Regions from separate parts of the Mus musculus genome. Here region 1 is linked to region 2. The links are chromatin loops, found by intact Hi-C in ENCODE. Cell type or tissue: heart. All regions are shown on one strand.

Evidence for each region. Hi-C counts contacts between places; a loop is a spot of excess contacts. Peaks named below come from ENCODE experiments on the same cell type or tissue, not always from the same donor. Only the 100,000 strongest peaks of a DNase experiment are listed, where the experiment ranks them.
Region 1: a loop joins it to region 2, with 5 times the contacts of the local background. A loop is called at or near these places in 1 of 42 quality-filtered maps.

What each region holds. Positions count from the first base shown.
Region 1 is chr6:113,621,745-113,626,744 of GRCm38, reverse strand. It overlaps Vhl (von Hippel-Lindau tumor suppressor), which reads right to left and starts at 2,751. Exons shown (of 3, transcript NM_009507.4): 1 at 2,367-2,751. The coding sequence starts at 2,604. In heart, a CTCF peak has its summit at 2,470; DNase peaks (open chromatin) are centred at 1,534 and 2,634; H3K4me3 peaks cover 2,055 bases; H3K27ac peaks cover 1,362 bases.
Region 2 is chr6:113,235,342-113,240,341 of GRCm38, reverse strand. It overlaps Mtmr14 (myotubularin related protein 14), which reads right to left and starts at 2,499. Exons shown (of 19, transcript NM_026849.2): 1 at 2,221-2,499; 2 at 1-57. The coding sequence starts at 2,376. In heart, no CTCF peak of the experiment used is centred here; a DNase peak (open chromatin) is centred at 2,591; H3K4me3 peaks cover 2,142 bases; H3K27ac peaks cover 1,517 bases.

The DNA of each region.
Region 1 (5,000 bases), 390 kb before region 2:
CACAGACAAATCTTGGAGAATACAAAATTAACCCAAATTTCTATGTAAAATAAGAAACTATAGAAATTTTGATTCCTGTTTAGTTCTTTCTCATCAAACACTAAAAGTTTGGTATAAAAGGCAGACTGCAGCCTGGTGGAGGATGCCTTTAATCCCAGCACTTGAGAGACAGAGGATCTGTTTAAAGTCAGCCTGTTCTACAGAGTGAGTGACAGGACAGTCAGGACTGCACAGAGAAACCCTGTCTCTAAAAAAACAAAACAAAACAAAACAAAAGGACAGACTGCTACATGCTAAGCCCCTTTTCAAATAAACATACAAACGGGCAGGGGCTAAAGAGATGATAGCTCAGTGGTTAAGAGCATTTGTTGCTCTTGAAGAGGACCCAGGTTTGGTTCCCAGCACCCATGTGACATCTAACAAACATTTGTAACTAGTTTCCAGGGGTCAGACAGAGCCTCTTGCTTGGCCTCCATACCCAGGATACAGATTGACCCTCAGGCAAAGCACAGGTACACAGAGGGAGAACCATCGCTAGCACTGAGAGACAAATGCTACATCTCCAGATGTGAGAAGCTCTTTTCTCCTCTCTGTATCAAAAAGACAACTTGAGAAGCATCAGTTTATTCCATCCTACTGTTTTCATTACGTCCAGGTAGCATGCTGTCCAGACTGGCTTGAACTCCTGATCATCCTGCCTCCACCTGTTCCCCAAGTCACTACAAGTTTGTGACCTGACTGGTCACATGAGTTCATTAAATGTACCACCATCAGGAGAAAAGTTCTACCAAGATCTTCCCGGGATGGTTATGAAAATACGGAAGTCTGTTGTAGGAGGCTGAGGCAAGAGGACTGCCACAGTTGGTTTGTTTGTCTTATGTCAATGCTGCTGCTGCTGAGAGACACCAAAACCATGGCAACTCTAATAAAAGAAAGCATCTAACTGAGGCTTACTGAGCGTTTCAGGGGTTTTAATCCATCCATCATCAGCATGATGGGAAGCATGGTGGTACCCAGGCAGACTTGGGGCTGGAGAAGTAACTAAGGATTCTCTACATCCAGATCCAAAGGTGTAGCCAGTGAGATTGTGAGTTTGGTTTAGGCTTCTGAAACCTCAAAGCCCATCCCTAGTGGCACACTTCCTCCAACCAGGCCACACCTACTCATCCTTCACCACTTTCAAACTAATCCTTAGGACTACACCCTAAGCATTCAGATATATTAGCCTATAGGAGTCACTCTTATTCAAACTGCCAAGGTTAGGGTTTCTTTTCCCAAGTAAGAGCAGGGACCTCGGATCCCTGGAGCTGGAGTAATGGAAACTTGTGAGCTGCCTGACCTGGGTACTGAGAAGCTAACCCTGAAAGAGCAGTATAAACCGGCCTTGGTGACAAAGGCCTTTGCTTTAATCCCAGTACTCAGGGGGCAGAAGGAAGTTGGATTTCAGTGAGAGGCCAGCCTGATCTACAAAATTCCCACATCACTCAGCTGTCTGGCTGGTTGCTTCAGACACAATCTTGGGGCTTAGCCAAGGCTGGACTTGCACTCAGTGAAATCCTTCTGTCTTGGCCTCCTGAGTCCTGGGCTACCACACACAGATCTGGGTACATTTTTTTTCAATACATAAATAAGGCAATGTCAAACAGCCCCAATTCACTACGGCTAAAATCAACTTTTGAACTTTTTCTCTCACTGTTTGGCGGCAAACCAAAAAAGCCTGGTGCAGTCATCTTGCCTCGGTTTTCTGAGTCCTGGGGATTGTACACCTGAGAGCGGCTTCACTTGTTTTTCATAGCCATCCAGTCATGACACTGATAGAACTGACTGACTTCCACTGATGCTTGTCACAGTTAATAAGCTTACGTGGTCAGGCTTGGTACAAACCTGAAATCAGTGGCGAAGGCAGAAAGATCGAGAGTTCAACCCGTTATCCCATACTCACTTGTTTTCGGCCAAGACGCCAATCGGTAAAGGTGATCCCCCAACTACAACTGTTAACTCCCTCAGCTGACTTATCCTACTCCGGTTCTCCTAAGCTGCGTGCTCTTTCTTCACCTGGACGCACCCACACTCTGCCCATGCTTTCGCAAACCTCTAAGCTCGGTGCCTAGCGCAGCAATTATGACACAGGCTGGTTCTTGTCTGTTCATACATTTTTTTTGTCTGTAACCCTCCAAGTTGTCATCACCAAGGCAGGTTCGCATGCCGAACCTGACCGGGAACTGGGTTAACACTGCATCCGAAATCACTGGTAGGGGCCGGGCATTTTCTCGGGGTAGATGCAGTGGGTAGGGACAAGATGCTCGGGGTCGGAGAGAAAGCGCCCCGCCTGTTACAGCAGCAGCGGCCTAGCGCGCGGCTCGTACCTCGGTAGCTGTGGATGCGGCGGCCGGTGCCCGGTGGTAAGATCGGGTAGGGCTGAGGCTCGCCGTCGAAGTTGAGCCACAAAGGCAGCACGACGCGCGGGCTGCGGTTGCAGAAGATGACCTGAGAGGGCTCGCGCGAGTTCACCGAGCGCAGCACCGGCCGCGGCCGCCCAGCCTCCATCTCCTCAGGACCGGGCTCCCCCGCCGCCTCCTCTGGACTGGCTGCCTTCCGGGGCATTATTGGAACGGGTCCCTCGGATTCGCAAGCTGGACGTGGGCGGCGCGTGCGTGCGTGCGGATCTACGCGCTCCGGGACAGGTCTGCCGGTCCCAGACGCGCTCCGGGCAACTTGAAGGCGGAAATGGCCGCCGGGAGCCCTCAAACTGGGGGGCGGGGCGGCACGGAGCCAGGGGCCGCGGCGGTGGGCGGGGCCGCAGCAGTGGGCGGGGCGGCGGGGCGGCGGGGCGGGGCCGCGGCGGAGCCCCGGGTTATAAATTCCACCTCCTACAGTTGGGTTTCTGTTTGTTTCCTTTCCTTTTCTTTTTCCTTCTTTTTTTTTTTTCCCCCAAGATAGAGTTTCTTCGTGTAATCCTGGCTGTCCTGGAACTCACACCCTAGATCAGTCTGGCCTCGAACTCTCGGAGATCTGCCTGCCTCTGCTTCCAGAGTACTGGGATTAAAGCCGTTATCTCCATGCCAGAAAGACTTGCTTTGAGGTAGGGTCTCACTATGTAGGCCTAGAACTCATTATGTATATCCGGCTTGTCCTGAACTCAAAGATCTCCCTGCCTCAGACTCCAGAGAACAGGGACCAAGGGCAGTTGGATTTTTTTTTTTTTTTTTTTTTGGGTAGCATTGTTTCCCCCTGGCTGGTCTGGAATTCCGTGTACAGACCAAACCAGCTTCAAACTTAAGAGTGATCTCCTGCCTCTGACTCCAGAGTGCTGGAATTACAGGCATGAGCCTCATATATATATATATATTTTTTTTTTTTTGAGTGTACTTAAATTTAATTTCTTCTCTTAAGATCTCCACGGGCTTGCCATATTTCCCCTTCTGCCTTTGCTTTTTGGTTTTTCAAGACAGGGTTTCTCTGGGTAGCTCCAGCTCTCTTGGAACTCACTCTGTAGACCAGTCTGACCTCCAATCTCCTGCCTCTGCCTCCCAAGTGTTGATATAAAAGCTGAGTACCACCGCTGCCGGGCCCACCTATGCTATTATTTAAAGTTTTTCTCATTGATGAGTTTGAGTCTGTCTCTATTTTTAACTACACATTTCAAAATGTCTTCCAGAGTACAAAAGTAAAACTTTCCCTCCTTTTCCATCTGCATTCCCAGAAAACAGTATTACCAGTTTTTGTTTCCTTTCAAACTTTTTTATGTTTGTGAATAGAATTTTAAAATATTTTGTCTTTTTCTTTTTAGACGCAGACTTATTGCATAGTTCCCATTGCCTTGCAGCTGAATATATATAGCCCAGGCTGGCCTCAAATTAGTGGCACTCCTGTGTCTGCCTCCCAAGTACTGGCATTCTAGATATGTGCTACCATGACTGGTTCAAAGAATTAGCATACAACTACTATCAGATAACATTCAGTGCCATTTTTCCATAGACATTTCTGGCAGAAGTTTCATCAGATGAGCTTTTTTTAAATGTACGGGCCGGGCAGTGGTGGCGCACGCCTTTAATCCCAGCACTTGGGAGGCAGAGGCAGGAGGATTTCTGAGTTCGAGGCCAGCCTGGTCTACAAAGTGAGTTCCAGGACAGACAGAGAAACCTTGTCTCAAAAACCCAAAAAACCAAAGTAAATAAATAAACAAAAAATTAAAAATGTACGGGTGTGCATGTGTGAGCTCATCCAGGGGCTGATGAACACAGGGAGGATTGGATTTCCTGGAGCTGGAGTCAGAAGTCGCTGTGAGCTGCCTGTTGTGGGAACTGGGAATTGAACCCAGGTCCTCTGTGAGAGCAACCAGTGCTCTTAACCACTGAGTCAGCTCTCCAGGGCTTCTAAATTCTCTTGAATTTTTAGTTCCCCATTTTTCAGGTAGGTTCTTTATTTTCAGTGTTGAGAAATCCAGAGCTTTATGTATGACACGCGAGCCACCTACCTCTGTGCCTAGACCAAATTTAGTATTTTGTCTAATATTATGTTTAGCACATGTCTACTGAATGGGCCATGTGATAGAACCAGTCTCTGCCTTCAGAATGCTGAAAGGCTAGTGTGGAAGGACACAGGACAACTCGGAGGAGCAGTGTTATTTGGTTGTAACAAAGAATGTGAAAGGTGACTAGATGAGCCAGGAAAAAAATCAAGCAGGGTGTCTGAATTCCATTTAGGCTCCTTTATCAAGTCTGGCGAATAAATCACCCTGAACAGTAGAAGTTTATGTCATGCTTTTGGAGCAGTTGAAGATACAGTTTTATGGACTAAAGAAATGGCTTAGTAGTTAAAGAGTGTGCTGCTCTGAGGACCTGAGTTCAGTCCCCAGCATCCACATCAGGTGGCCCACAACTGCCTGTCACTCCAGGTCTAGGGAGTTCAATGCCCTCTTCTGACCTCCACAGACATGTGCAAGCCCCCCCCCGCCCCCATACACAAACAAACATACATACATGATTTAAAAATAAAAA
Region 2 (5,000 bases):
GCTGAAACAGTAGTCACGGCCAAATAGCTCCAGACATCTCTTCTCAATGCGTTCAACCTGCATAGAGAAGGAGACTTGAGCCTGAAGAGAATTCTCAGGTTCTGAGGGCATGAGCTTAAGTGGCCCATGATCCAAAGAGGCCCCTGGGAGTGAGTGACAAGCAATTCTGTGATCATCATTCAAGGCTGGGAAGAAACATGATGCTGGACCGTGGGCTCTATATTAACTCACGTGTGGCATGCTTCAGGTGGTACCTAAGCCCGTTAGCCTCACTGCACAGAAGACTGTGGAGTCACAGGGAGGCTGGGCACATAGTGAGACCTTGTCCCAAAAAACAAAGCAACAGTAACTGTTGCTTTAGGTTACTATTATAGCATTAACACATTATGTTCTTTTAACACCAAAAAATCTTTTTTTCTGTTCTACAGCCCCAGAAACTCCAGTTGAAGCTCCAGTCAGCTGGGCACGATGGTGCACATCTACAATCTTATTACATGGGATGTTGAGGCAGGAGGATGCCGAGTTCAGTGTGTGCGTGCATGTGTGTGTGTATATTTATATATGAATTACTATATATCTCAAGACCATGTCTCAACAACACCTACAAAAATAAAGAAGCTCTAGTCAGCAAAATCAGTAAAAGCTGCAGACAGTTGTCTCTTTACATACCATCTGCTTATAAAACTAAAGGCAAGGCTCCCTTCTAAAATTAATCCTTTTGTTCACAGTTCAGTGAAAAGCCCACTGGAAGAAAAGCTTACCGCCTGTAACACATCAAGAACTTTGCAAGAGATCATGAAGCCTGGAGCAGTATTAAGACCAGTTGTGGTGAGAGTAAGGTTTAACTTGTAAAACTCTAATCTTCACAGACATTCAGAGGGCAGTGAGATCCATCAAAATCACACACCTCCTATAACCACTCAAAAGATTGCCCTCGAAGTCAGCTGTGGTGGCTCACACGTGTATGTAGTCCTTGGGAGGCTAAGGCAGGAGGATTATTAGTTACAAGCCATCCTGGGATAATGACTGTGAAACCAAGCCAGGGCCACAGACAAAAAACCACGCCTCAACACACACCAAGGCTGGTGATGTAGCTCAGCTGGTAGAATGCCGGTCTGGCATGCATAAAAACCTGTGTTCAATCTCCAGCACCACAGAAACCAAGCATGAGGGTAAACACCTGTAACCCCATCACCTAGGAAGTGGAGACAGAAGGACAGGAGTGCATGACTGGCCTTGGTTGGGATAACGCATTTAAGGCTTTTCTGAACATACAGTACAAATTCTAGGGTCTGCCTCCCCAGACATTGTGCTTTAAGAGAATCTAAGACCAGAAATCTTTGTGTTTAACAAGAGCTCCAAATGATGCCAATTATAATCTGAAAGGTACTTAATTGTCTGGTCCGATAATACCACATTAGTGATCTTTCTTAGGTTGTTACTTCAGAGATTAATAGAAGATGTCTCAGCCCCTAGGTAACCTCTGGGGCCAAACCAGTTTTATGGCCCAGCACAGAGACCAACGCCAATGTGTAATGCCACACTGGGAAAGAGAAAGGGCCGGGTCTATCAGTGCTGAGGTCAGTATGCCTCGACCAGATCAGCAGCTCTCTTTTCAGGCCTGGTGACTAGGGCAGAGGGAAATTCCCGGGGTGGGGGGACAACGGACAGAGACTTCTGATAAAAGGAACAGAAAGGGAATGTGGGTTCTCTTCTTGCTCTACAGGAAAGGAAAGGGAAGGGCCTAAGTCATGCTGGTACCTTATAAGGAGGTGACACACTCCGCTGTTCTCTGGGCTCCATAATGTCACACTACTCCAGACTTCTACTCTGATCTCTGGTCCAGAGGAGTCTCTTCCCCATTTTTACTTAGATTTTAGGGGTTTTGTTTTTTGTTTTGAATCTGTTGGTAACCCCTCCTAGGCTCACGAAGGGTAGCGTTCCTATTGTCTAACCTTTGCACCTGGCCCACAACTCCGACCCTTGACCTCCAAACCCCTGTTAAAGCAACCCCCCACCCCAAAACCCACAAGGAGCTTCGGTCCTCCTCTTTGGTGTAAAGCCGGATCCTTACTCTCTGAGTCCATATCCTGGATAAGTTCCTCTCCCGTGCCTCCCCAAGGAGGTCTCATTCCAGCTCTCCTCCCATCCCGAACCACAGTCTTCCCTCGGTAACTCAGGCCAGGGACCAGTTCAGGTCGTTGCACCTTTGGGGCTCACCTTAGAGCCGCTCTTCCCGCCGCTGTCCTTGGCACGGTACTGAGTCCGGGAGAACTCCTCCAGCAGCTCCCAGAGCCCGGGCTCCTGAGGCGGCGGGCTGCCCGACGAGGCGGTGGAACCCGCCGAGGCGGCGGCGGCGGCCCGAGCACCCGCCATGCACAGCCTCGAGTCCCCTCAGGGCGCCTTCCCCCAGCCCATGGCACCTGAAGCTCGGACTCCGGCTCTAAAACCTCCTGAACCGACTCAGCCGCCGCCTTCTTCTTCCACTTCCGGCCCCGCCCCACCTCTCCGGATGTTTACTCCCGCCGCAGCCAATCAGAGCCCGGGGTTCGTGCCCGGCCCACAGGTCCCCGGCCCACCCCTGACGCGGAGGGATCCAAGTGGCCTCACGGCGGGGGCCGCGCTCCGCCCAAGGGGTTTCCCCGGGGGAAGCCGGGCTAAACCACCGCGGCTGCGGGGAGGGGAAAGGCGGGAACCATTGGCAACAAGAGAGGAAGGAACCGCCGGAGGCCTGAGTTAGTGCTGGCAGCAAGAAGACGAGAGCTGCAAGAATCAAAACAGCATTTCAAACAGCACTTCTCCACTGCTCTTATGGACGTCCCTGCCAATATAGCGTGGACCATCATCCTATTTATTTAAAAAGATTTTCTAGCTGGTGTCAGTAGGCAAACGCCAGAGGATGAAGCGTGAGAATCAGGCATTTGAGACTAGCCCAGACCACACCTTAATTTTTTAAAAATGTTTAAAAAAGTGTAGATAATAATGTTCCTTCATTTTCCTATCAGCTGCTTTCATCATAAATCAACACGTGCCAATCTCCTGCTCAGTTCTTCCCTGTCTAGGGAGTTGTTTGTGTATTGGGCTGGTGTTTGTTGTTTGATGTAGGTAATTATTTGTGGTATAGCCAAGGCTGGCCTTGAACTCCTGACTCACCTGCCTCCACTTTCTGGGTGCTGAGAATCTCAAATATCAGTCCCAAATTCCTAGAATTGTTAGTCTCAGAAGATGTGTGTACTATCTACCCCCAAGTATTGATGTTTAGAGAGAAGGTGTTAAGGCCTCCTTCAGTATTGTATATCTGAGGGAGAATTGCTCATTTGGCCATCAGTCAGACAGTTGATTAAGCTATAACTTATGTCGAAAGAAAACTCTCAAAATGAAATTGATGCTGTGAAAACATAGTAAGTTAACATAGTGCCTAAAAGTACTCATTTTCTTAGATTTGTAAAGAAATCTAAGGAAAACACAAACCACAACCCCTGCTGACTGTCAGTCACTCTTCATGCTCAACTAGGTCCTGTCCTGAATTCTAATACTGGAAATTAGTTTTCCCTTTTGGCGATGGTCAAATAGAATCAAAATATGCATTTTTTAAAAAAATTATTATTTAGTCTCGTCTTCTAAACTGTGATGATTATTCTTGCTTCCCAACTTGGGGAAAGGACTCTTCAGTTGAGTAATTGCCTCCACCTGGTTGGCCTCTGAGCATGTCTGTGGGGCCTTTTCTTGATTGCTAATTGATGCAGAGGGAGGTATCCACTTTGGAGAGGTGGTCCTGGGTTGTAGAATAAAGCAGGCTGAGAGAGTTACAGGGATCAAGCTGGTAATCAGTGTTTATTTCTCCATGGCCTCTGCTTCACTTTCTGCCTCCAGGTTCTTGCTTGAGTTCCTGTCCTGCCTGATGGTCCTCAATGATGATGTCACTGATGTGACAGTGTGAGCTCAATAAACCTCTTCTTGGCTTGCTTTTGTTTTTATCATAGCAACAAAAGTAGAACAAACATAATGTCTCTAAGATTTTTCTAGTCAATCGCAATGGCTTACACCTGTGAGTGAAGCCTTCCGAAAGCTGAGGCAAAAAGACAAAGGAGCCATCAAGACCAGCTGTGGTACTACAGTGTGCGACTCTCAAAAAAATCTGTTGCTATGAGTTATTTTGTAGATATTTTTGGTAAATACACACACACTGTCTCACCAGCCCTACTAGTGATATCTTATTGGGCTTTAAAAAAAAAAATGCAGCCGGGTGTGGTGGCGCACGCCTTTAATCACAACACTTGAACACTTGGGAGGCAGAGGCAGGCAGATTTCTGAGTTTGAGACCAGCCTGGTCTACAGAGTGAGTTCCAGAACAGCCAGGGTTATACAGAGAAACCCTGTCTCAAAAAACAAACAAACAGACAAAAAGCAACCACCCTTCCTCCATTCCAGAGGGTCTTATGTAGCCCAGGATGGCCCCAAGGTCCCTGTGTAGCTGAGGATCACCTTATACTTCTCTGCCTCTTCCTCTTGAGGAGATACAAGCATGTAGTAACATGTCTAGTTTAGCAGTGCTAGAGACCTTTGTGAATCAAACCTAAGGCTTGAGTAGATAGGCAAACACTGTACCAACTGAACTCTACAGAGCTCCTCTTTTAATTTTGGTAACAGAATCTCACTATATTACCCAGACTGGCAATAGACTCTGCGGCTCCAAGAACCTTCCTACCCCAGGCTCTAGATAAAAACTGAATCTGGCCAAAAATCAAGCTTCTTTATATTTCAAGCTGAAATATAGAATACATACGCGTGAATACAGCCGCTTTAATTGTGACTGTTGACAAAGTATAAAATCCTCATTCGGAGGTGATCCTCCAATTATATTATCACCCCAGAAAACACCCTCGTCCTCTGCTGGTTGCTCTCACTCAGCGCCACCCCCAGACGGCCACCAACTTGCTTTCTGTCACTAGACATTCCTATAAATGGAATCAGACAACGTGTCCTCTCCTGCATCTGGC